Regions from separate parts of the Homo sapiens genome. Here region 2 is linked to region 1. The links are chromatin loops, found by intact Hi-C in ENCODE. Cell type or tissue: mammary epithelial cell. All regions are shown on one strand. Each heading gives the region's core, and the rest is flanking DNA. Links, peaks and the distances in the headings are about the cores only. Region 1 holds the start of LOC124905022 (a long non-coding RNA gene). Region 2 overlaps PKNOX1 (PBX/knotted 1 homeobox 1).

Region 1 (2,906 bases), core at 270-2,769:
GTATTTATTAAAGTCACCACAGTATGGGGGGACTTTAGGTTTTGCCTAAGAGTTAGCTTATCTGCTTCTTGTGCTAACAGGGCCATTGCTGCCAGGGCCCTTAGACTTGGGGGCCAGCCTTTGGAAACCCCATCTAGTTGTTTTGAGAGATAGGCCACTGGCCTTGGCAGGGGCCCTACAGTCTGGGTTAAAACTGCAACTGCCTTTTTTTTTTTTTTTTTTACTTTTTTTTCTGTTAGCAAAGCAGCTGCCGCTACAGATTGAATGCATCTGGGCCATCCACGGGTTACTGGGTTAAGGATTTTTGATAGGAAGGCCTCAATGCTTTCGGGATACGCCCTTGTTTACACTGACAACAAAGTGGTATTAGAGTGTTTCCGGCTTATGGAGAATACCTTTAATTATCAATTATAGGTTTTAAATTTACCTTGGCTTTTAAAGAAATAGGGTATACTGTTTTTTTTCTTAACTACTTGTATATTTCTCTCTTTCTCTTTTTCTTCTCTCTTTGACTTTCTGTCTCTCTTAACTACTGTTGGGGGGAAGGGGTCTAAAACCAGCTGTGACTAAGTGTCTATGTACAGAAACTGGTCTGGGTGCCCTGGCTTACAAGTTACTTTGTGCCGTACCTTTGAAACAAGGGCCGTGTCCAAGCTTCTTTCTGATGGCCAACCTACCTCTAATGCTGGCCGGTCTATTTCACACAAAGTTCTAAGATTTCCTGGTGTCATAGTAACACCGTAATCTCCCTCAAATCCTTTCTTGAAAATTTTCAATATAGTTCCTAGTAGGGTGGGCTTATTTGTTTCTCACCCATGCTTCTTCAAGACAAAACACCACGCTCACACCACACGCACACCACAAAACAAAGAACAGGTAAAAAGGGCACACACACACTTTTGCAGTTTACACCAAACCAAAATCAAAACCAAAATCAGAGTATCCAGAAATCCAAGCCAGGTCAAAACCAAAACCAAAGTATCAAGCAATCTAAGTCAAGTCAAAAACAAAAACCAAAGTGCTGGTACAGGCACACTGTGGGTGATCAGGCCACCCTTCCACTCAAATGGAGTGGGCAAGTTCCCAAGACCAGTCCTGTCAAGCAATTCAAACCAAGTCAAAACCAAAACCAAAGTGCCTGTACAGGCACGCCGTGGGTGATCAGGCCACGCTTCCACTCAAATGGAGTGGGCAAGTTCCAAAGACCAGTCTTACCAAGTTTCAGATGTCTGGACTCCAGGTGCCAGTTCCTTCCCGGTGTTCAGCCACTGCATTGATCCTCCATGGGAGCCTGCCACACACTGCTCTGGGGGGCGTCCCACCGGGGCAAATGCCTACCCGGGAGCACTCTCAGGATCCGTGTCGCTCCAGCTGGTTGGAGTCCCCCGCAGGGATGTTCCACAGGGCAGGCTAAAGCCACCTAAGGAGCTGCCTCGACTGTCCATTAATCACCTCACTTCCCGGTCAGGGAACCAAGAAATGTAGCAGGACGAGCCGTGGACAAAACCCCTCAGACACCAAGATAGTGAAGGGAGTGGCTGTAATCAGCTGGGAGCATGGGCACGCTAGCGTCTTAAAATCCGAGCTCCTTGGGTGCTCAACTTCTGTCCCTTTTAAGGGCTCACAACTCTAAGGGGGTCCGTGTGAGAGGGTCGTGATCAATTGAGAAAGCCAGGGGGTATGTGACAGGGGCTGCGAGCACCGGTGGTCAGAGTGAAAAAGAACAGAACTGGAGGTTTCACAATGTCCTTCCACACAATGTCTGGAATCTATAGATAACATCAGTTCCTAGGTCAGGGGTCGAATTTTAACTACCAGGCTTAGGTCAGGCAGGCCCAGGCCTGGTTTCGGGTCTGCTTCCTAGGCACCGGGCTACCTGCCTTTAGTTTCGCTTCTCTTTCTTTTTCTGAGTATAAAACAATATGAGAGGGTCTCTGTCTTCCCTCAATGTGATCATGCCACTGCACTCCAGCCAGGACGACATGGTGAGAACTCATTTCTAAAAAAATAGAAAAAAAGAGTAGTGGCTGCCTGTGCGGAGCAACAGGACCACATCCCTCAGTGCAGTGGTTCTACTCCCTCCACTGAGCTGGCATCATGGGAACAGACGACCCAGTGGTGCAGGAAGCTGCTCTTGTGGCCCTGGGGAGCCTCCAGAAGGATCCTGCCATGCGGATCTGTGGGTCAGGCCTTGACTGACTCAGAAGTACAAAGAAGCTTCCCTCTGATCCGTCACTTTCTCCCCAGGTTTACAGCAAGACTATGATTCCCTGATGGGCTCTTCCTGCCTGCCGCATAGATGACATCAGGTCACTGAGACTGACTGCGGTATTGCAGTAAAGAAAGAGTTTAATTAATGTGAGTCCAGCCCCGTGGGAGATGGAGTTCCTACTCAAATCAGTCTCCCCAGAGGCTTGCAGGTTAGGGTTTTTATGGACAATCTGGTAGGCGTGGAGCTAGAGGATGGGTGCAGCTAAATGGTTGAGATGAAATGATAGGGGTATCACCTGGGCACTGTGGCTCATGCCTGTAATCCCAGCTCTTTGGGAGGCTGAGGTGGGAGGATCATTTGAGGCCAGGAGTTAGAGACCAGCCTGGGCAACAAAGTGAAACCCTTGTCTACAAAAAATTTTTAAAAATTAGCCAGGGAGTGGTGTGGTGGCTCATGCCTGTAATCCCAGCACTTTGGGAGGCTGAAGCGGGTGGATCAACTGAGGTCAAGAGTTCGAGACCAGCCTGGCCAACATGGTGAAACCCCATCTCTACTAAAAATATAAAAATTAGTGGGGCATGGTGGGGCATGCCTGTAATCCCAGCTAATGGGGGTGTTGAGGCACAGGAATCGCTTGAACCCGGGAGGCAGAGGTTGCAGTGAGCCGAGATTGTGCCAGTGCACTCCAGCCTGG
Region 2 (2,906 bases), core at 203-2,702, 90 kb before region 1:
TCACGCCTGTAATCCCAGTACTTTGGGAGGCCAAGGTGGCCAGATCACGAGGTCAGGAGATCAAGACCATCCTGGCTAACACGGTGAAACCTTATCTCTACTAAAAATACAAAAAATTAGCCGGGCATGGTGGCACACACCTGTAGTCCCAGCTATTCGGGAGGCTGAGGCAGAAGAATTGCTTGAACCCAGGAAGCGGAGGTTGCAGTGAGCCGAGATCGCGCCACTGCACTCCAGCCTGGGAGTGCAGAAAAATAAAAAAAAAAAATCCAATCAGAACTAGATAGCAAAACTCACAGAAGTACCAACCGAAAATGATTTCTAGCTATGGTAAATAATTTCTCCAAGGTTGATGACTGTCTATATGTGGAAACCAACACGACATTTACTCTAAAACCTGAATGCACTAAAGCCCTTGATTTGGGATCAACAAGGACCCAAGAGAATGAACGGTACCAGCAAAGTCAGCAGTGAGAGTTTACTTTGGCTTTGACGTGAAAGGAACACTGAGTGCGGCGTGGAAACACCCCTGCCCATCACATGGGGACGGAGCGGCCTCAGATGTGCCTCAGCAGTGATGGGTTTGTTTCCTCAAACTAACGGCAGTGTGACTCAACTTGACTCCATCAATGAGTGTGTGGCTCTGAGCTCAAGGTCATGGAAACAGAAATACTGTTCTCCCCCTTTAAAAAGCTCATAAAATAGAAACAGGGCAGGAAACACGAGCACACAAGCAGAAAACACCAAACAGCCAGAGATGCTGCCCCAGAGTATGCGGGAAACTACAGGGGGTCGGCGCTGCCAAGAAACGAGGGTGAGGAGGGACTGAGGACGCCCCACAGGAAAAAACGCGGCGTCTTCACTGGACATGATGGGCAGGGTTTATTGTTTGAGAAATTATTAAAACATTAAAGGAAACCTGAAAGGAGAGTACTCACCCAATCCCACCACTTGGTGTTGTTCTATCATTATGTTATACATATACTGATTGGCTGTAATAATCGCAATGTGTGTAAATATACCAACATGCTGCCTTTTGACTTCCTATCCTTCACTAAACCTCCCGACTGCTTAGAGCCCTCATTCCTCATGTTAACTATGCATATGATACTCCATCAAACCAGTACGTCCCCATCTACATGCCGACCTGCTTTCCATTATTATATTGAACGACACTAACATTCTTACACACAAATCTTTCCGTTTTCTTGTGACTGATCTCTTTGAACCAATTTCTCGGAGCAGCCCCGCTGCTCACAGGTAGCACGCCTTTCTCCTGACATGTGTGGCTTGCTACCTTTTATGCCCATGGAAGCGGCTCGGTGGAGACCAAGAGGCCAGGGCAGGCAAGCAGAAGAGGCGCAGCCCAGGCTCCTGCCAGGCCTTCTGCCCAGGAGAGGGCCCTTCTCCTCCCAGGACCACTCAGCAACACTACCCACCAGTTTCAAGCCCTCAGGCCAGTCACTCCCATGGACCCTATCCTCAACTGAGGAGCCCGAGGCAGCCAGAGGAAAGTGGGCCGCGAAATGGCGAGATGGCTACGGGCTCAGGGGCCCACAGTCAGGGGAGGGCAAGGACAGAGTGCTGAGGACAAACAGGCTTCAGCCCCAGCGGAGGCACCCTGGAGAGGAGACAGTGGGAGGGCAGGGCAGATGCAGTGCAGAAGGCCGAGGAGGAGGAGGCTGGGACACAGGCGGATATGGCCACAGCCTCACAACAATCAGTGGCGACAGCAGGGGAGAAGGGCAAACTTAGGGCCAAGCCAAACTGGCGTCTGCCTTCCCGCCTTGGCCTCCCTGTGCTTGTCCCAGGAGAGCCCCGCCTGCTCTCTCCTGCCCTGGATCAGCAGGCTGGCAGCAATGGTGCCACACAGCGTGCAGAGCAGGTCTCCCCCATCAACTCAGCAAGCAGGCCCACCACTGCACTTCCTAAGATGTCCTGGGGACAGGGAGAAGACGCGGCCATGGCCCGGGGGAGGAAGCCGGGTGCACACGTGCTGGGCAAAACGGCGCGCCCTGTGGGACAAACTCGCTTCCAGCTAAAGGCACCCACCCGGTGGCCCACCTGTGGGTGCACCCGGCCCTGCGATGTCTCTAACCCATCTCAGCTTCCTTGTTAATCCAACACACAGAAACACAGCAACTTCCCCAGCTGCTGCCCAAGAACATCCCTTCTCTGCCCACTTTTCTGGCTCACCTGACCCCATCACCCTTCGTGGTGGGCTGTCTCGGACACACGTGTACGCCTCACATGTGCTCGGGTGCTCCTTCACGGCAGCCCTCATTGCCCTTCAAGTTCCCTGCAGCAGTGCCCCACGCTCCCCACATTATGGACATGCCACAAAGTCCTGAAAGTCAGGCCTTTGATTTTCTGAGCCCAGAGAAGTAACCCTTTTCCATGACACATAAGCCAGAGAGCAAGCGTCGCAGAGGGCTGCAAGGCAAGGGCTGGCCCAGCCGTCCTTACCCCGATGTGCTGGAAGAGCCAGGACCGCATCACGTTCGTGGCATGCTTTGGCAGGACGCCCCTCTTGTTCTTAGATGAACCATCATCTTGATGCAAGATGCTGAGATCTTGGTTTAACTGTAACTGAAGCTTTTAAAGTTGAAAAATAACATTAGAAAGCATAGGAAATTCTCACATATCCAAGTACTTACAACTGCAGGTGGAGAAAACAGCCAAGGATCGGACAGGGAAATGATTGTAGTCGAGGCCCATGCACGGGAACCCTGTGTGGACTGATGTTTCAGGACACGGCTCCCTCCACATGACCAGCCTTTCTTTTTTTTGAGACAGGATCTTGCTCTGTCACTCAGGCTGGAGTGCAGTGGTGCAGTCACGGCTCACTGCAGCCTTGAACTCCTGGGCTCAAGTGATTCTTCCAGCTCAGCCTCCTGGGTAGCTGG

Evidence for each region. Hi-C counts contacts between places; a loop is a spot of excess contacts. Peaks named below come from ENCODE experiments on the same cell type or tissue, not always from the same donor. Only the 100,000 strongest peaks of a DNase experiment are listed, where the experiment ranks them.
Region 2: a loop joins it to region 1, with 6 times the contacts of the local background. A loop is called at or near these places in 2 of 110 quality-filtered maps.

What each region holds. Positions count from the first base shown.
Region 1 is chr21:42,931,005-42,933,910 of GRCh38, reverse strand. LOC124905022 (a long non-coding RNA gene) reads right to left here and starts at 1,684. Exons shown (of 2, transcript XR_007067881.1): 1 at 1,216-1,684. In mammary epithelial cell, for the core only: no CTCF peak of the experiment used is centred there; no DNase peak of the experiment used is centred there.
Region 2 is chr21:43,020,992-43,023,897 of GRCh38, reverse strand. PKNOX1 (PBX/knotted 1 homeobox 1) reads right to left here. Exons shown (of 11, transcript NM_004571.5): 8 at 2,467-2,595. Among named protein-coding and RNA genes, the nearest start is that of PKNOX1, 48 kb to the right of the region's middle. In mammary epithelial cell, for the core only: no CTCF peak of the experiment used is centred there; no DNase peak of the experiment used is centred there.